Linked DNA regions of Mus musculus: region 2 is linked to region 1. The links are chromatin loops, found by intact Hi-C in ENCODE. Cell type or tissue: left cerebral cortex. All regions are shown on one strand. Links, peaks and the distances in the headings refer to the core of each region. The heading gives the core; the rest is flanking DNA. Region 1 holds the start of Fam53b (family with sequence similarity 53, member B). Region 2 overlaps Fam53b (family with sequence similarity 53, member B).

Region 1 (10,382 bases), core at 1,635-9,634:
AAGCCCTAACTAAGGTGAGCGTAAAAGCTTGTCCGGAAGAGCTCAGCTAAAGCCCCCCCTGCTTTGCACTGTGTCCTTTACCAGATGAGACCAGCAATCCTCCGACTGTCCTCCTGGTGACACATTTGCCACTAATGGCCACTGGACTCTAAGCATACCCAACCCACAGGGTGGAGGTTATCATATTCCAGAGGAAGGACGTCAGGGAGGCAGAAGACACCTGCTCGAGGGCACACAGTCAGTACACAGGAGACTGTGCTCTGAGCTGGGTACTGATCCCAGAGATGAATGCTGTCTTTGCCTGAAATGATATGGGAATGGTTTCCCCGACACTTAGCTCTAAGCTCCTGTGTTAATGAACAGTCCCTGCTTCTTCCCACTCCCTGGTTGACAAGGAGACTGTCCTGGGCCCATGACAGAACCTCTGCCTGCCAGCCATCTCCTATTTTACATCCCTCCACGTGGCACCACCCTCCTTCTGACAGGGGCTTTACAGACAAAACCAAACCAAACAAACAAACAAAAAAACCCAAATCCTCACTGGATCCTCTTGAAACACTGGAGGCGTGCAAGCAAGCTATGGAGCCTGAGGCCCAGAGACAGTAGCAGACAAATGAGGCCTAGCTAGGAAGCAGTATAGTACCCAGGATCTTACAACTGGGAAAGTCACATGGCTGCTAGAGGGACTTCATGGAGACACAATTCCCAGGGCCCAGTCTGTAGAACTATGCCAGAGAGACCACCCTGCATTCTCTCTACACCTTTTAAAGACACAGAATCACAGACATACACCCTACTCACTGACACCAAGAGACAGTCCTTCCCCCTCCACCCAGAAGATGGCAAGTCGCATCCGGACATTAGCATTCACCTCTAAACATGCAGAAAGACTGTTGACAGTAAGCCTGCAGAACCTCCCTCTGATTCCAGGCCCTTGGCCAGTGTGAGCGCCAGAGCAGCCAAAGCCTCCTCCAGCTGGGCTTTTTGTCTGGCAGGGACAGTACTTTGTGCTTCAGCTTGGGAGGGAAGGTGGCCTCCATGTGACAAGGTGAATGGAGCAGACAGAAGAAACCTACCACACGGATTATTCAAGGCCCCTCCTGGCAGGAGTGCACACTGCTTATAGCAAAAAGTCTGTTTCCTTAGAATTGGTGGAGAAGGTACGGCATGATAGGAGGGCTGAGATTAAATCCTAGAGACCTTCTCAAGAGGGCAAGAGATTCCTCTAAGCAATACCATGGGGCCAGTGCGCTGAGCAACGAGTAAACTAATGAAGCAAGTTGCCTATCTCCAAGCTGGACACTCAGCAAGACCCAGGCAATGTCTGCAGGATAAACGTGGGAAAACCTATCGTGGAGAATTCGCCCTCTCTCTGCCCTGTACCGGGTCCAAACTAATCTCACTCACTGCCACAGAGATCTAGGGGCTTAGAGGCCAACACCTTTTTTCATGAATCATATCTTGCCCTGGCTTCGGGCCTTTCCATCCCGCCCCATCTCTCAGTGAGGAACACTGGCTGAGCACACTGAGCCATCCACCCACCTCTCAGCTGAGGTAAGCATGGGCCTGCAGAGAGGCAGAAAATGGCTCTGTCACCCGCCAAGAGCAAGCGAGTATGCGCTGATTGGTTGAAGAGCTCTGAGCGGCAGTGATGTGGTCAGCCTGCACCTGTGTGGAAGCAGATGGTCTGAGGCTGGGATGAGATCCCAGGAGGAGAGATCAGCGGGTGAAGGCTCAGGAGAGGAGGGGGGTACAGGCAATCTCAGCAGTCACCTTATTTCCAGAGTGGTGGAACTCTCTTCCTTTAGTCTGAACTGGGAGGTCGGAGAAGGTCTCTCCCCAAGGCCACTGGCCAGCTCTACACACTGTAACCCTATGAATAGCTTTGAGCTATGAGGTAAATCCAGGTCTGACCCTCATTTCCATAGAAAGATTACTGAGCTGTGCCCTGGCCCTGAGCTGCATCCTGCCTCCCCTGAAACCATCATGTGTTAAACAAACCTCCATGGAGTCCAGGGGAAGCTTGCTTTAGAGAACCACTCTGAAAACACAGCCTGGGCGGCCTCCTTCCCTCCCCAGCACTGAGGTAGGTAACTCAGAGATCTCAAGAACCCTGAGCAAAGACTGGGTTCCTGACAACAGAAACAGGAACTACCTGGATGCCGTCCACAGTGGGCACCTCGCCCAGAGGTGAGTACCTTTCAGATTCTTCTTCACAGAGACGGAGGAGGAGGCAGCAGTGGAAAATTCCAAAGGCTTTTGCTCCTCGCCTGCACCAGAAGGCCCCTAATCCCCTGCTAAAGAGACCAAAGTATGGTAGGGTCTGCCCTGTCCCTCAGTCTCAAGTGTCCAACAGAATCAACTCAGGAGCATTAGAAATACCAGTGCTTGAGTCCCGACCCCACCCCCAGCCCCAGACCCCAGCCATGCTTGGAAGTTGCATAGTCAGGCAACTAGGTTTGTTTTTTTGTTTTTTTTTAAAAAAAAACCTCTACAGTAAGTAATTCACAGCCATGCAGGAAGGCGACTGCCCTGCCATCTAAAAATTCAGCACACAGGGATCTAACATCACTCCCCCCCCCCCCCCACACACACACACACACACACACACACACACACACTTTAGAGAAAGAAAGGTCGGAGACCTAGGCAGGGAGGCCTTGCTGAAGAGCACACCCCCACAGCCACAGCACATCCACACACTGGACTGCCTGCACTGAACCAACCATCTGTCTGGGGATGAGGAGTCGGGCCAGCACTGGCAGGGGCAGACCCAGTTCCCCTGTGCTGGAAGATGTGCAACTGTGTTCTCTGATTACTTCAGACATGTAAACAAAATATGATACTTGTACGAACCTGGGATGGCAAGCACCGCAACATAATTTACTTTCAGACATCTGGATCACAAATGCAAAATAAAAATAAAAATAAAAAGCTAGACTTAAAAAAAAAAAAGGCCCACAGGCCTTTTGAAAACCCTTTTAACAATCTCTTGAGTGGAAAAAATGGAATCTGAATAAATGGGGAGGCTGGAGCTGCCAAATTTACTTCCTGTTTCCCCCAGAAGGTCACTGGGAATAATTACATTTTCTTGTGAATCTGTCTTTTGAAAGTTCAAGCAAAACATCTCAGTCCCCCAGCTAGGGCCCCGCCTTTGGGCCTGCAGAAGATAGAATTCAAGAGTTCAATTAAAGAAAAAGAAAAAAACAAGGTGGGGGGGTGGGTGGGCACAGGACAGGGAGAGGCGTGGAGAAACGGGCAGTTAAAAATGTTAAGTTTTGCTGTTGTGCTAACAAGACTAAACAAAATTTATGCTTTGAGATGAAACAGAACCTAGTGCCTCTAGCTTGTGACACTCAAGACTGATAGCAGGGTGGAGGGGAAAAGCAGGCTTTTCAGCCAGCCAGACTCAGCAGCTGCTACTGGCTTCTCTGCCTTCCAGCTGTGTGGCCTTGGACCAGGTATCTGGTTTCTCAGAGCCTCAGTTTCCTCTGTGGAAGTGCGGGCTGCCCGTACTCGAGGAGGCCGGGCTCCACACACCCCTCCCCCGTGAGTCTCAGCCTGCATCTACTGGGCTACAGCCTTGGGGGCAGCATTACACTAGCACTGGGCAAGAATCTGCTTCTTTGTATAGTGCAAGAAGGGAAAGGGTGAGAGGAAGAATCAAATGTCGGCCTGCTACCCGGTCCAGGGGTCAGATGGGCTGTTTACCAACACGACCTGCTGTCGCCGGCCTGAGAGTGACACAGTGGGAAAAGTACTCCCCCCCCCCCCCCCCCCTAGAGATTCAAGGATGACTCTGAGGTTTGCTCTCCTTTCTATGAAGTCCTAGCAAGATCTGGCCACACTGTTCCCATCCCCCAAGCAAAAGGCAGCTTCCCCTCCAGCCCCCACAGCAGGAGAGAGAGACCGGTTAAAAGAGTGGGGGTGCCTGTCACACTTCTCTGTAACCCCTGACGTGATGTGAAAGTCTACAAGGTAGACCCTTTGAAATGCAAACTCTTGCCGAGTCCTTCGAAAGTGTTTTTATTTTCTTGGTTCCCGAGGCTGCCCGCAGACCCACCCAGCAGCGCTTTCCCTCTCAATCAATTGGCATTTAACAACGACGGAGGGGGAGGTGGGGGGAGGACGACCAAGGACATCTCTATTTTTTTTTTTCTTTTTCAGAAAAGCTCAAGTGTCTCCATTCACTTAGGGGTAGGGGACAACCTTGTCCTTGGCTCCAGCCTCCCAGCACCCCTCCAAAACATCCTGCAGCCAAATCTCTCCCACTTTATTCAAAAAGCATTGGTTTCTGCTCAGATCCTCAGAGCATTTTCACAGAGGTTCCCTCTGACCTGGGTTCCTTACGATTAAGACAGACACCATCAAAACCATAACTCCAAACGTGCAAAGGCCAAGCCTTCAGGCCAAACCACGCGCACTAGAGGTCTGCGTTAAGCCAACCCAGTTACCCTAAAACAATGTTGTTTGGCAAGGAACCTTACTTCACCATATGAAGAACCTAGGGAACGGGAGCTGCTTTTGAATATAGACTTTTCAGTGGCATGGCCATTAATCATGTTAATGTAAACTGTACTAAAACAAAAATTTTCTAAGCAAGTCTCAGGGCACATCAGCATATCTAAGCCTCTGGGTTTGTTTCCAAAGTTCACAATCCCAGCAAGCAATGAAGCTGCTGTTAATGGGGTCAGCTATTACTAAGCAGTCCCCAACCCTGGAGAATAATAAAGGTGATTCGAGTGTATAGAGAAAAAAAAATCTTCATAAAGTTGGGCAGGAAACAAACAGAAATTAATCAGAGAAGACTAAGTGCACAAGTTTTGGGAAAAGGTATTCACTGAACAAGTGTGAACACACTCCTCCAGGACAATGTTTATGAAGGAGAGCACTCAGCACTTCTGGCAGGACCCAAGTCCCTGGGCCATTCTGTCTCACACAGTGGAGGGCAGGGCAGCAGCTGGACGGAGAGAGAAGAGGAGGAACAGAGCCCAGCAGAGCTAAGCAGCGCTGAGCCCAGCTAGACCCAGCCATGTGCTTCGCGTTGGCAACAAACTGGCTCTTTTGAGAGAGGAGGAGTCTGACAAAAAGGACAGCTGCAGCAGTCCCGACAGAGAGGCAGTAACCTGGAGAGAGAGCCCTGAGATTGGGGCTATCCCCTAAGTCAAAGCAAAAAACAAACCACCTTTGGGGTTCGCAGAACTACTTAATCTATTAACACCCCCTCCCCTCATCTCAAGAGCAATTAAACAGGGTCTGTCCACATCTGGTTCCCATCTAAAACCAAAACTTGTACTATCAGCATATTACATAACAAATTATGCCTGCAGGTTTCTTTTATTACACATCAGAGAGGTGTGCACAGTGGTGGCGGTTGTGCTGACCTGAGTGTTTACTTCAGTGGGTTTTTTTTTTCCCCTCTTATGGGTACAAACAAGTTTTCCAGACTGTGCATGATTTAACCCTAGAAAGTCTCATGCCTGAATGACACTTCAGCTGGGACAGAGGACCCAGCCCTCAACCCTCAGTGCCAGCTGAAGAGGAGTGGCTGGGAAGGGTGTGCATTTTAAAGAGCTCTGCAGGCACCAGATTGCTCCACAGTGCCCCCTGCTGACAGCATTTAGACACAGCTCTCTCCTGGAGGAGGAGGAGAGCTAGCTTTGGCTGAGCTCCCATCATGGGTCAAGCACCAGCTCAAGGAACTCACTTAAAACAAACCAGCTACTATGGAACTACAGGATGGGGATGCTAGGGGGTACCAACTAACAAGGAGCAAAAGAAAGGTGAGGAGGGAGGGACAGAGGAAGAGAGGGTGGGAGAGAGGGGACGGTTAGGAGAGAGAGAAGGAAAGGGGGTGGGGGAGCAGGTGAGCACCCAGGAAGGGCTTCCTGTAAAATGTCAGTTGAGTGACTCCTCTATGAAGACCTTGAAGTATCTATCTAAAACTCTTTCCATAACATACCTACTACACTGGAAACAAAGGGAGAGAAGCTGATTAGAATCATTATCAACCAAAACAGTGAACTTATCCTGCCTTCAACAACCTTAGAGTCCAAGGTCTGCAGCCAGCCTTTCCAGAATGCTTGCTTTGATGTTAAAATGAACGCACATCACACTCTTGTGGTGTGTGCGGGGGGGGGGGGGGGGGGGGAGGGGTAGGGGGTGGGTAGGCGCAAGTCCTTGACCAGAGCTATTCTGAACTGGTCTCAAGAGCATCTTGTTCCCGATGTGGACACTTGGAAGAAAACCGCAGGCATTCCCCAAGCCTCTTAGATTTCTTGACTACCACAGGGTCCAGAAACTGGATCCGCACACCCCCTGAGTCTACAACTACAGTTACTAACCTTAATACTCAACCCTTCTTTCACTAAAGGGGGCCTATCACCTGGAACAAGTTTTCTGCTAATCTAGCGCACAGCAAAGGGGGAAGGGGAATCTACAGACCTTCAACTCACTGTCAGAACTGTAACTGAGATAAGTCCCTGCTAAGTGGAAAAATTAAAATGAAACCAAAACTTGGTGGCCCAGTCAAGATCGTGAGTTGCACGGGTGCGCAGACTCCATTCTTTCCCCAGAGCCTCAAATCAAGTCATATCGTTCAAAACGGGAGTCCAGGATTCAGCAAGGAGGGCTTCCCCCCTTCCAGGCGTGGGGACTGCTGGGAACACATATGCTAGCATGTCATTTGGAGGTCTGCTAATATGCTGAAGGAGCCCAAGACATTTTGCCTGGCTTCCTGGGCCAACAAACAATGTCATTCCAACTCTTGAAGCAGTCAACAGAAAACAGTCCCTTTCTCCACCGTCCAATAATTCAACAAACATTTGTTCCTGTTGAACCACCACCAGCCTAGCTCCATCTGTACCAACTCCTGCGAGACAAGTACCGAGGCGGCAGAGGCGGCAGCGGCAGCACAAATGGGGCCAGGACCTGAATGCAACCCACGACGGGGGCCACTTTCCCAACACCAGAGTCCCAATTTTACCGTATGGAAAACTCAAGAGTGTGGCCTATAGGAGGCAGAATCCCATTCACCAAATGCTGCAAAGAGCTTTTCTTTGTTCGCCATGGTACTAAGTACAGTACGTGTTAACGAACCCGGCGGTCAGGAGCATCAGGGGGCGTCCAAAGGCGAGGGTCCAGAACAAGCCTGCCCACGCAATTCCAGGCCCTTGTCCCACTCACCCGCAAGCACTGTTCCCCTAGTCTGAGGGTAGAAGAGGAGCTTGTGTATGTGGGGGCGGGAGGGGGGGTCGAGAAAACACTTGGGTCAACTCAAATCACCCTCTTCGGATTCTGGGTTTCCAAGTCTCTTTGGTCCCGGTTCCACCAAGTGAAACCCCTAGCTGGCAACCTGACTCCCACCGGCTAGCAAACCAAGGATTGGCAGAAAGAAAAAAAAAAAAATGTGACTAGGCTAGTATCCTGTGACGGACGGCCCTCTTCGCCATGTGCAAAAACCACGCCGGCACAGGCGACCCCCCACTCCTCAAGCCCTGGCCTCGGCCACGCCGCCTGCTTCCCCCTCCCTAGGCAGAGCGCCCTCTCACCCCCATCGACACCGCGCGGGTCAGTCGTGTAGCCTTGGAGTCGTCCCTGCGCGCCCGCATCCCAGGGGTGGCGGGTGTAAACTTCCGTGAACAAAAGAGTTGTCTGCAAACGATGCGGAACTTCGGGGCTCAGCGCCTTCGCTGCTGCCACAAGCCAGGGCTCAAGTTGAGCCTCAAAGGAGGAGGCTGCTCGGGACGCAGCCGTCTCCGCGGCCGTCCGCTGGGTCGGCGGAGCGCAGACTTTTCGGCAGCGCTAGGTTTGCTCGTCCCCCGCCAGCGCGCTGACAAGTCTCACGCCTGCACCAGGGCGAGCAAGAGTCGGCGCCGGTAGAAACCACCGGATCCGCCGTATAACAAGGAGACAGGGAGAAAGAAAGCCAGCAGCATTAAGGAAGGAAAGAGCGAGCGCAGCGCACGCGAGCCCAACTTCCCCCGCCGCCGCCGCCGCCGGGGAGCTCGCACCGACCCCACTCCGGACCAGCCCCCTGGCGCGGTTGCCCGGCCGGGTCGCTTACTGTGCGCGCCGGACGCGGGCCGTCACTGCAAGCGCTCGCCAAGTCGTCCGGGCTGCACGCCCGCGTCCGCCGTGCGCACGCTCTCCGGCCGGCGCCGAGCGCTTTGTACCGAGCGACTCCCGGGGAGGAGGAAATCGACTTGTCACTTCCTGAACTGTTTGCAACTCGTCCCTTTAACCGACCTCGGCCAGGCCGCCAATGCCCACTGCTGCCGCCGGGCAGCTCGACCGCGGCTGCGTGAACTCGGTGGCGCTGTGCGGGCGGCGTCGCGGCCGGGGCGCCCGGCGTGCCGCTACGAGGTGCAGTGCGCGCAGCCGCCGGTGGGCGGGGAGAGGGGGGGGGGTCCACGGCGCGCCTCCGTCAGTGTGGCCGGGTGTCCAGTGAACCCGCACCACGCACCTCTCACGCCTGGATGCCGGGGCTCAGGGAAGTAGCACCGCACAAGTCAGGATTGAAACTCAGGCCTCGTGGGCTTCAGATGGCCAGCTTCCGGGTTTGGCTTAGCAGTTTAAAAGAATCTGTGGCGAACAAGACCGCAAAGGGAGGTGGCACGGACTCTGGTGCGGTCACACTTTAGGATAATAAAGCACTGTTCCTGACTCTGGGTGCAATCGAATTTGAGGAATTTGTACTTCAGATGCCACATCCAAAATACATGCAACTGGGGAAGGAAGGATTTGCGGTTGCTAAGCAGAGGCAGGGCATGTTTAGTTCTGTAACTTAGGATGTTGACTCAAGTGCAGGAATGTAACCCTGATAGAATAAGCAGAGTATTTTCATTGTGCAGCTCACCTGGGGGGGGAGGGGATAACGTTCCTTGTGAAATGAAGTCCTAGATTTCCCATCACTCCTTCCTGCTGATGTGTGTTATTAACCTTATCCAAAAAGATTTTTAAGAGTTTTTTTTAAGACTCTATGCCTGTTTTGCGTTCCCCTTTGCCAAAAAAACAAAACACCTCATTACTTTACATGGATTGTGTCTGCACCGTTTGAATGGTTCTATTCATAAATCAGGAAACTTTTTCTGTTGCTTCGAGGAACATTTAATTGGTTTTAATCCAATGTTGCAATCCTAGTATCAAACATAAATGAACAATTAACTTTTTGAGTTTGTGTGCACTTGGGAAACTATTAGATTTCATGGCTATTGCTGAAATATTTCAGTTTGTGACCACACTGGACCTATTCTTTTCAGAAAGGCATAAGCTAACATATTTCACACTAACTACAGCTCATTTCAGAGACTCTGCCATAAGATGAAGATGCTCATCAGAAGGAAGGATGTGTGTTCACCTCAGAGAGATGATTCGAACATAATCAAATCACTCTAAGAAGGCCAAGTGTGCTAATACACAGACTACAAAGATGCTAATATCCATAATACATTACTTCCTTTTAAGAAACATGTTAAGGGCTATGTTTTTTTTTTTTTTAAAGGAATAAGAACCACATGTTCTGTCAAAAGAAGGCAGGCACATGGGCAAAGCAGAGGCTACTATAATACACTTACGGTCACTTCCCAAAAGCCACCTGATCACAGCACTACCACCTTAGCCTCCAAGCTCTGTAAGAATAGAATTTAATGCACTTAGCTTTTTTTATTGGGAGGCCTAGAGTGACTCCTGCTGGCAAACATTCCATTTATCCCTGCAATTACTAGTTCATCAGGTCAACTTAAAAAAATCAAGATGCCAGGGGTCCTAAGCCTGGAAACAATTATCGCAGCCATTACTCTTGTTGCTTTCAGAACCATGTTAGTCTCATGAAATTCCACGGATGGGGGTCACGGGAGCTCCTCTGCGCCAACACCTCAGTTCCAACCCTAAACAGCCTGTTTTTCTGGTTCTTAGCCTTTCTTGACCTTGCCTAGGACTAAAATCCCTCCTTAAGGAGCTGGGTAACCAACGGAGTTGTCTAAGTCTGAATCTTCAAGACTAAAAAGACACACACACATTAAGGCTTTTGCCAGTCTTCCATACACGTCATCACATCTTGGTTTCTTAATGCTAAATGTGATGGCTCTTTATTATAAAAAGTCCTGTCCATTAGGTTGCTGTATTAAAGTTCTGTTTACTTCAGGACAGACACAAACCCAGTCAACTGCATGTAAGATTAGGTAAGCAGCAGCTGGGAAGAGGAAGCTCTGTCTAGTCTTTATTCGTGTCTAAATGGTCAACCAAATCAGAACCAGACGTAGAGTACAGCCAGACACCTAAACGCAAATTCACAGGCCAATTCAGAAATAAATCCACAGATCTAAAAAACGACCACCCGTAACTCTGCCATTATCTTCAATAAATACTAACCTGATTTAGAG
Region 2 (10,382 bases), core at 1,238-9,237, 98 kb before region 1:
ATGCATGGACAGCTGTTACCTCTGTTTCTTCTCTAACTGACCCAGATGCCACTGATGACTCTCCTCGGGAGACAACTTCTCATAAAAAGAAGTCAGCTATGGAATTAGCCCAGTGGGTAAAGAAGTCAGCTGAGATAGAGCTTGCTGAAAAGGAAGTAGCTGCTAGATGTTTTCGGTCAGTTAATTGTTAGCCATTTGTACTGGCTAGTTTTGTGTCAACTTGACAAAGCTGGAGTTATCACAGAGAAAGGAGTTTCAGTTGAGGAAATGCCTCCATGAGATCCAGCTGTAAGGCATTTTCTCAATTAGTGATCAAGGGGGAAAGGCCCCTTGTGGGTGGGACCATCCCTGGGCTGGTAGTCTTGGGTTCTAAGAGAGCAAGCTGAGCAAGCCAGGGGAAGCAAGCCAGTAAAGAACATCTCTCCATGGCCTCTGCATCAGCTCCTGCTTCCTGACCTGCTTGAGTTCCAGTCCTGACTTCCCTTGGTGATGAACAGCAGTGTGGAAGTATAAGCTGAATAAACCCTTTCCTCCCCAATTTGCTTCTTAGTCATGATGTTTGTGCAGGAATAGAAACCCTGACTAAGACACCATTTAATCATGAGGCTGGAATTGACCCCCTCAAACTACCAAGCACTTGGGAGGCAGAAGCAGGCAGATCTCTGTGACTTCGAGGCCAGCCTGGTCTACAGAGTGAGTTCTAGAATAGCCAAGCCTACACTGAGAAGCCCTCCAAGAAGACCAAAGAACCAAACAACAACAGAGGGTGTTACCAGTATGTACTTTTAAAAAATAATTTATTTTTATTTTCATTGGGGTTTTGCCTACATGTGTGTGTGTGTAAAGGTGTCAGAAGCTCTGAAACTAGAGTTACAGTTGTGAGCTATCATGTTGGTGCTAGGAATTGAACCTGTGTCCTCTAGAAAAGCAGCTTACTAGTACTTTTAACTGCTGAGCCATCTCTCTAGCCCCGAAGTGTGCAGTTGTAATCCCATGCTAAGCAGGTGCAGACAGGAGGATCCTGGGAGCTAGATAGACAGCCATGCCTGGCCCAGTCAGTGAGCTCCAGGCTCAGTAAAATACTATTCCAAAAAAAAAAAAAAAAAAAAAATAACAGGCAAGATGGCTCAGTGAATAGGCATTTGCCACCAAGCCTAACAACCTGAGTTTGATCCCTGGGACCCATATGACAGGAGAGAATTGACTCCTACAAGTAGATTGTTTCCTGACCTCTATACCTAGGCTGTGGCCCATAGACTTGCACACGCTCATATAAATAAATATAGTGAAAAATAAAAATGTAAGGTAGAAAGATTGAGGGAGACATCTGACACTGACCTCTGGCTTACACAGACATAGGCAGGCAGACAGACAGACACACACACACACACACCGGGGGGAGGGCGACGTAGTCTGAAGACCAAAACTGAGTTTGACATCTGGCCTCTGCATGTGTGCACGCACTGTGCAACTGTACACACGTAAAGGAGTCAGAGGTCCTCTGAGATTTCCCTAGACAACGACACTCCCTCTGGCACGGTGAACACACCAGTGGGGCCTTAGTGGGCAGGTTGACCTCTAGGCTCTCAGAGGAAGAAATTGGCTGAGTATCTGCATCAGGATGAGGGGCCACCAGTCTGGCCAGTGCCATTCACCTTCAAGGGATGGATGGCCTTTTGCCTCTTAGCTGGATATACAGAAAGCTCCAGTAGAGTTCCCCCAGTAGCTCAGGCCACTTGGAGCCATTGCAGTGGGCTGTGCTTGCTGATGAGTGTGCCCCATGGGTATTGGGGTTCTCTCCCCCACCCCCCTTTTTTTTCCTGAGCAGTGACCAAGCTGGCTCTCCTTGGCTGGTCTCTCCAGATAAGCTGGGTTTTCTCTTTCTGCCAAGGAGTGGGCTTCAGGCCCTATATGATCTGGTCAGAGACCACACTATCCTCTGAGCCACAGTGAACTCAGAGAAATGGTCCTTAAAGTGACTCTTCCAAGGAGTCTCTAGGAGTAAAAGAGAGAGTGGAGACTCAAGGTCTAGCCTGTGTCTTATGCTCTTTCTGAAGACGGATTCTAAGATGCTCCCTCCAGCCTTGCCTGCAATCCCGTGAAGATGGCCTGTGGTGACCTCGGGGCTGCAATCATCCAGTGCTCAGCTGTCCTCTCCCTCCTGAGAGGATCCATTCCTACTCCCCTAGAGGACTACCCTCTTGCCTTGATGTTTCTCAGGGTGGCAGCACTACCCAGCAGCACAGCCTCCCCTTCTCTTGATCTTCAGCTACCTAGCAGTCAGCCACAAGGGACTCATCTGCCTCTGACTCTTACATCCTTAGCAGGTGGAACAGGCAGGAAGAAAGCCTCCTGCAGATCTCTTTAAAATGGGAAGACCCAACCATGTGCTGAGTCTACAGGGTGCTCAGGGACCCACCTTACAAGCCAGTGTGATTATCATTATCACACCAGCTTTTCCATGGATAATAGGCAGACTGAGCATTTTGCACCAAGTTTTGGGGTTGTAGGAGCATTATTACGTAGGAAATACAACCAAAAAGTTAAAAAAACAAAAAACAAAAAACAGTAGCCACTTGAAGGTCACTGCCCAGGTTGGGCATTTTGTGGGGAGGGACTTTTCCCTACCCACATTTTGGGAAAGAGCTGCTCTCCCAGAAGCCCGTTGGCCCACCATTCCGTGTATAGACAGGGGGCCTACTTAGTGATTGGGAACATCCCTAGATGGGTGGACCCCTGAACCAGCCGGGCTTGGGGACTGCAGAACGCTGAGGCCTACTGCTGTCAGACAACAGGGCATCGAGTGAGCCCAAGCCTGGCTGCGAACAGGATCCTATTTTCAGAAGACCTCATATTTGGTGCAGGAGACAGCAGTGTGGGGAGGCATCAGGACAGAGTCCTGTGCATGTTGTCAACTTGAGCTGGGGCAGGGCTAGAACGAGGCTGGTACCACTGGAGAGTAGGAGGTGCAGGTTAGGGGGGCAGTTGGGTCATTCAAGGCCATTGTGAATCTAAGGAGCAGGACTGTGCTTGTGGCCTTCCTGCCCTCTGTCCTGCTATTGTGAACTACTTACCGTATATGAAAGGCAGAAGGCTGGTGTCCTAGGAAGACTGAATGGCCAGCCTGGGACCTTGCTCTCACGCCCTGATTTTAACTGTGTATATGGTGTGTGGGTGTGTGCCAGTGTGTATGTGGTGGCCTTTACCTGCCAAGCTACGCCCACCCCCAACCACAAAGGGTGGCTTTGTGGGGGGAGTTCTGAGACAGGATCCTGATATTTAGCCCAAGCTGACCTTAAATACGCAATCCTCTTGCTTCAGCCTCCAGAGTGCTGACTAGGGTTACAGATATGTGCCACCACTCTGGAACACTTCTTTTTTCTTTCATATGTGTGTGTGTATGTATGTATGTATGTATGTATGTATGTAGTTTATGGATGTTCTGCCTGCATGTCCCTATGCCATGTACACTGCCACTGTATCCCCTGGAACTATATATATAATCCAGATGATTATGGCTCCTGTATGGGCGCTGAGGATTGACTCTGGGTCCTCTGGTTAACCACGGAGCCATCTCTCTGTCCACCGCCTCTTAAGATACACACTCACATATAGTTTGACAAGGGATCTGTTGCCAAAGCAGCAAAACAGAAGAGTGGTCCAGGATGTCACCTCCAGACTATGATGGTCTGGCCATAGCAGAGGCTCTGGGAGAACATTCCATGGTCAGTTACAGGGACCAACACTGGGTGACAGACATTAAGTGTACCTCTCTGCTGGGGTCCTCAGGACTGCAGACACAGTGCTCTCCTGAGCTGTAGTTACTCAGGTGTCTGGTTTGGAGGGTAAGCACTGGATTGTGTGCCCATCCCAGGGGTGAATTGTGTGTTCTAGTATCTCCACAGCCCAAGAAGCAGAGCTCTGAACTGCGCTGCCCTCCGCGGGGGCGAGGCCCTGAGCTGACAGCCCAGCTCTACGGCCTCCAGGGTCTCTTTAGTGGCCTGCCTCTCAGCCAGGGCAGCTTCCTCTCCTGCTCCCTTGGAAGTAGCAGCACACCATGCCCCCCCCCCCCCATGCCAATGTCTCTGGCTCCTCTGCGGCTCCCTGCGATGGCGGCTGTGGCTATGGGCAGCAGTTACTCCCACAGCCACCCAGCATTTCGCCTTCTCTCTGAGGCATGGGGACAGAAGTCCGTCCCGCAGTTCTCCCAGTCCAGAGCTGACAGGAGAGCTGCTGGTTCACTGCCCCCAACAAAAAGCACACAGCCATGCGCAGGCAGCCGGGTGTTGGACCAGGAAGCTTTATTTACACAGTAAAAGGAACAAGCAAATTCCTGAGACTAGAGTGGCTGTAGTGCAAGACAGTCACGGCCTGTCAGGGGGGGAGGCAGGCGATGGTGCGTGGTGCTAACGAGCAGACCCAGCATGGGCAGCCTACAGGCTGCAGCCCTGATGGGTTCTGGCTCACCACGCCATTCACCACACTGCCTCAAACAGTACCGCTGCTGCTGCTGCTGCTGCTGCTGCTGCCTGGCTGGGACGGCACACGTGGCCCTAGCACGGCCTGTGGGCTCATCTGTCCCTGACCCCTGGGTGCCCCCAAACACTGACGATGCAGTTCATTTGCCAATGAGACTATGCTACGTCAGGCTATCCTATCTAGCCTAAAGGAGCTCCATCAGTCTGCAATTCTAGAGTATCTTTCTCTGCCTCCTTCAGAGGCCTGGCACCAGGGGCAGGGGTGGGACCAGCAGCATGGGCATGGCAAGGGGCAGCATCATGGGTTGTATGGGCGGAGCGTCCCTGAGCCCTGGCCCCTGGCTTACGTTTTAAGTGGCCATCATTCAAGTAATTTTAACCACATCAGTGGAAATGGGTTGCAGGATCCAGGGGTGAGTTCTAACTGCTGTGAACACTAAATGAACCCATAATAAAATATGGCCATTGGTCTGCATAGGAGACCCATCTAGAAACTGGGGGAGTGAGCATGTCCTGTTTAATGTGGGCCTTCATTTTATTTAACTTTCTGCATACAAATTTAGAAAACTTTCCTGCTACAAAAAAAAATTTTTTTTTTAAAGTAAGGCTTTCTGAGAATACACATCTGCATGTGTGGGCAGAACAAGTTCCATGGACCTACATGAAGGGAGCCCGTGGTGCTGGCCAGCTTCTACCTTCACCACCCAGGAGTAAGGCAGGAGTGGGCAGTCATGTAAACTGTCTAGGCTGCTACCCTGAACTCAGGTCAGGTACCCGGCTTAGGGCAACTCTGTCGGTTCAGTGGCTTCTGGAGTGAACGGGATGTCACGTGCTAAGAGGCCCAGTCGGCTTTGGTGGAGGCTGCCTAGGCAGGTGAGTGGTGAAGCCCACCCTCAGCTTCTCTGGGGTGTGGCACTCGGGTGAGCCAGTCTGCCTGCTGCCTGTGCTGCCACGCACACAGGAGACAGAGTGGACCTCCCAGGTGAACCTTCTTCCAGGAGATCCAAGACCAGAGGTCTGGGGGCCAGTGAATGGGGTGGATGAATGGGTCTGTCTGGGTCACACAACTGCTGAAAGCTGACTGGAAACCTTCTAGACAAAACCTGCTTTACTTGATGAAAAGAACATCAGAAAGCAAATGAACACACTAGGCAGAAAAGCTACCACCATCTTTTCTGGCTGCTTTTGCTGGGTGCTTGGACTGAGGCCTTAGTGGGACAGGGACATCAAGAAAAGCCTGAGGAAACTGCAAAGGGCCAACCCCCACCCCGGGTTTGGAGTACTGCCGCCCAGGGAACAGTCTCCTAGAGGCAGGAAGCAAAGATGAAGCTGTCACTCAGCAAGTTCCTGTTTGTCCTTCCGCCAGCAGGCTCAAGAGAGCTAGTCTACGGACAAGCCGGCCACACATCAGCCTTAAGACACACACCTGCCACCAGGAGCTCAGGTCCCAGTCCTCAGGAGAGGCAGCTGGCAACTGTTCTGTGCTTTGGCCTTAACAGCCTGTGTGAAGCAGACCAGGGGACAGAGCCCAGCCTCTCCTTTCCTGGGGGGTGGGGGAGTGGGAATAGCTTTAGGGACCATAAAGTTCTTTCAGATAACAGAATCCCTCACTGTGGGCTTTCTGGGAACCAGGGCACTGGGGTGTGCATCCCACGCCCTCTCAACTACCTTCCTCTGTGATCCACCAGGCAGGGCTTGTAGGTCATGCCTCCACCAGCTTTCTACTTTGCTTTCTCAGTGCCCCCAAGGCCAGCTGGGCCCCGACCACCACCACAGGGACCCACCAGGCTACCCAACCTGGGGTTATAGGAGCGGGGCTTCCTGTACTTTGGGTCTGGTTTTAGAGAAACATTGCCTTATACATCAGAACTTGAGCCTCGGTTCTTCTGGTGTATGGACAAATTAAAGTTGAAACAAAAGGTTCCCATCAAGGTCTTTCTTTAGGAGAAAGGTAACAGCCATTTGGGCTCAGCCAGCAGACAGTGAAATCTCAGAGGGTAGGCACAGCAGAGCAACTACAAATGTGCCTAGATCACATGTCCGCAAACCCAAGAGAATGCACCAGTTATTTTTAGCCTTATGGGAAAACAAGCCACTTGTGTAAGCCAGCCCACTTGCTATTGTCTGCAGAAGATGCCAAGTTTGCTAAAAGCCAGAGTCCCAGCGTGCAGAGCCCTGTAGCATGTCTGCAGGGAGGACTGAGGGGAGCTGCCGGAACGGATGCCCTCTGGGAATTATGCTGGGAGTGAGGAGCTGCAAGGGGGAGTGTGATTCAAGCCATGCTGTGGCTGGGCCTGCAGAGGAGAGCCTGGGGCTAGGCTCACATCAGTGGACTGGGGGTGGGGGGTGTCTTGAAGCCAACGGTGGTATGCTTTCATTAAAGCCAGCAGTGTCTGTGAACAAGCAACAATGTGCTAGGAATGTGGTGGAGGCTTGCAGGCCCCCAACATAGACTGCTACAGAGAGGAGCCTGCAGAGTGGCTAGCCTGCAAAGCAGCCAGCAGACATCCCTCTACCCAGGAATGTACACAGGGCCGAGACTTCTGCACCTGTTTGTAGATCCTGAGGACACTATGAAGAGGTCATCTTGCCACTGACATCTCTATACACAGCTGAATTCACTGAGCTCAGCTCTCAGGGACTGGGGACAGAAGGAAGGCTACCAATGTCAGCCTTGCCAAGGCAGCCCCTGAGGTGGCAGAGGTGTGGGTGATTCTTGGTGACATGGGAGAGCTGGTGGGCCCACCTTTCAGTCAACACAACCACCAAATGCCTACCCAATATGGATGGCTTCTGGTCATTCCTAACTATCCCCTGATCCCGAAAAATGGGACATGGATTATCCCAGAATCCCTGCCAGTGCCCCAAATGGATTAAGGCCACACGGTCTGCTGTCACTACAAGAGGTGTCTCCCGAACCTTCCCAAGCCTGGGCCAGGGAGACCTGGGAGAGAAGGCACGGAGTAAACTAAGTAAAGGAGGCTTTGGGTAACTCCCCAGAAGGAACCTGAGCAAGGCTATAAGGGGGCTCAGGCCCCCGGCATCCTACCTGAAGGGTGCAGCTGGCCCAGCCCTACTGGAAAATGGTGGCTACCCAGCACTCCGTAAGGAACAAAGAGGAGGATACCAAACCGAAAACCTGTTTTGGGCTACAGTAGTTCCATGGAACTGGTGGGAGGCCAGCTGTCGCCTGTGAGGTGTGGCCAAGTTGCCTTCACAAATTTGGGCACTACAGGGTGATGGCTGGTTCCTTTGAAAATGGGTGGGCTCCATTTTTTGGAGGAGCCTCTGTCAGACCCAGGAGCCAGGTCCCCCTTAGAGTGACCTAAGGCCTAGAGGAGTGCCTCCTCCCCAGGTCAGGGCCCTCAGTTGTTCTCTATCTGCTCAATGTCCAGCTCGCCATCCAAAGAGCAGAGGCTGTTCGTGCAGGCTCCCCGGTCCCGCCAGGATGTGGCCGGATCCCCCTTCCTGCAGCAATCCTCATCTAGACTGCAGCCATCTGACTCGTCACAGGATAGGTCCTCCTGGCAGGTGAACTGGTCATCAAAGGAGTGGGGAACAGGCTCAGGAACTGGGGTCCCAGCAGGAGTCCTGCCCCCTGGGCTGGAGGCTGAGAGCAATGCGGTCCAGGATCGGGTACTGCTGACGAGGGCAAAGGGGCTCTGGGAGCTGTGGTCGTCCACCCCCATGTTCAGGCAACTGAGGCTGCTGAAGGTCTGACAGTTCTGTGGAGGAAGAGATACAGTGGTCAGTGAAGAGGCCAGACTCGCTTTGGAACCTCAGACCACACATCCTACATAACCACACAAAGCCTAGCTGGTAGTTAATCTGCCAGGCTGTAGTAAGATCACCAAGTCTGAGGATGGTTCATGAAGAAGTGCCTCTGGCCACTGAACACAACCTGTGGCCAGTCACTACATAAAAGGCAAAAATGTGATGAGGCCCAGCTTGTGGGCAGCTGCGGTGAGGTGGGCAAACCTCAGACTTAATAGGTGGCCTGGTAACAAGATGTCTGATCTAAGGCTATTTCATCCCAGGTGTCCCTTGTCCAGCCAGGACCCACTCCCTCTTCAGTGCGCACATCCTTACCTAACGTGATGTGTGCAGTCAGCCCTCAGCTGAGAACTATACCTGCTATGATGCAGATGCTCAGCAGAGGCTGCTAATACTGTGCCCTTCGCTCTTTATGTGCCGATACAATGTTTTCCCTGAGTGGTTTTTTTTAAAGATTAATTAATTAATTTATTTAATGTATGAGTACACTGGCTGTCTTCCAACACACCAGAAGAGGGCATCAGATCCCATTACAGGTGGTTGTAAGACACCATGTGGTTGCGGGGAATTGAACTCAGGACCTCTGGAAGAGTAGTTAGTGCTCTTAACCACTGAATTTTCTCTCTAGCCTCTTCCTGAATGTTTTTTTTTTAAAGATTTATTTATTATTATATGTAAGTACACTGTAGCTGTCTTCAGACACACCAGAAGAGGGAGTCAGATCTTGTTACGGATGGTTGTGAGCCACCATGTGGTTGCTGGGATTTGAACTCTGGACCTTCGGAAGAGCAGTTGGGTGCTCTTACCCACTGAGCCATCTCACCAGCCCCTGAATGTTTTTTTAATCTGAGGTTTTGACTGAGTCTGAGAAGACAGTTTAAGGTCTGTGGGAAGAACAGATACAAGACTTTTTTCTTGGTGGTACTGGAGGCTGGACATCCAGAGCCTTCCATGTGCTAACTTTATCCTCTACCTGAACTACATCCCCAGCCCCACATGAATACCCATGGCCACACTGTATTAAATAAAACTAGTGAATGACCCAGATTCCACATGTCCTTTCAGACAAGAGACACAGACTAGGGTGGCCGTGAGCTCACTGACACAATATCATGTTTCTTACGAGAAGGGGGCCAAGTTAGATGGAATCAGCACCAGGCTATGCTGTGGCCATAACCCCTACCCTACCCACTTCCTCTGTCCAGAAAGAGGTGGGATGGGGCGGGGCGGGGCGGGGCAGGGAGGGGGCATTTGAAATCTTTATCTGACGTCTTAATTGAGTACTATCAGAACCATTCAGGGATCTGGTCTTGAGTTCTGGGTTCCTCCTGGAGCTGAAGAAGCTGGTATCTAGAGGACGGTACTTTTGACCCACACTGATCTGCAGCAGGAGGAGCAGGCTCGACTGCCTCTAGCCCTCAGCCGCTGGGGGCCTCAGTGGCCTCATCGGAAAGAGGTGTTATAGTAACAGCCGCAGGAAGTGTGGCTGCACAAGAGCTTCTCCCTGGTGAGGCACCAGGGATAGCTGAAGGAACCATCGAAGACAATACTGTCTTAAGCCACTGACCGGAGTGTCAGGTGGTGCCACCAAACCAGAGATTCAACAACACAGTTCGAATGTGGGTCTCCTAAGCAGACGTGGACAGGGGCTGTTGCAGCAAGGGGCACTCGTGGCCCGCCTGACTTCCCTCAAAGGCCCTGTAGCAACCGGGGAAAGAGGCTTTGGCTTTTCCCCAGTGCACAGGAACTTAATAGCACCTGCTGCCTCTCACCTGCCAATGAAAGGCACAGACCTGTCCCAAGGGCCCCAATCCTTTCAAAGGCCAAAGTGTTTGTGTCGCTTTGAAATAAAGATGTCTGCTGGCTGCCACTGCAAACAGGCTATTAAAACAGGCTCAACAGACAGAAGATGAAAGGTGCTCTCTCTAGGGGAAGGTGGCTGTGCCTGTCACAGGCACACACACTGTTCCTGACACTCCACAAAAGACACCCTCCTGATTGGTTCACTTTTCTTGGGCTCTTTCAATTAACAAAGAAAGGAGAGGCCAACAAGTTGGTTCAATGGACAAAGACAAGGCACTATGCCTGACGACCTGAGTTCAATCCCTAGAGAACTGACCCCCCCCCCCA

What was found. Hi-C counts contacts between places; a loop is a spot of excess contacts. Peaks named below come from ENCODE experiments on the same cell type or tissue, not always from the same donor. Only the 100,000 strongest peaks of a DNase experiment are listed, where the experiment ranks them.
Region 2: it touches region 1 in a loop (4-fold over the local background); 11 of 42 quality-filtered maps call a loop at or near these places.

Annotation. Positions count from the first base shown.
Region 1 is chr7:132,805,516-132,815,897 of GRCm38, forward strand. It overlaps Fam53b (family with sequence similarity 53, member B), which reads right to left and starts at 8,333. Exons shown (of 5, transcript NM_001381858.1): 1 at 8,066-8,333. In left cerebral cortex, for the core only: CTCF peaks have their summits at 5,612 (motif pointing left), 6,994 and 8,382; DNase peaks (open chromatin) are centred at 2,144, 2,761, 3,583, 3,888 and 6 more places; H3K4me3 peaks cover 4,505 bases; H3K27ac peaks cover 7,162 bases.
Region 2 is chr7:132,707,800-132,718,181 of GRCm38, forward strand. Fam53b (family with sequence similarity 53, member B) reads right to left here. Exons shown (of 5, transcript NM_001381858.1): 5 at 4,285-8,203. The coding sequence ends at 7,844. Among named protein-coding and RNA genes, the nearest start is that of Fam53b, 100 kb to the right of the region's middle. In left cerebral cortex, for the core only: a CTCF peak has its summit at 8,778 (motif pointing right); DNase peaks (open chromatin) are centred at 4,361, 5,173, 5,799, 6,592 and 1 more place; H3K27ac peaks cover 4,679 bases.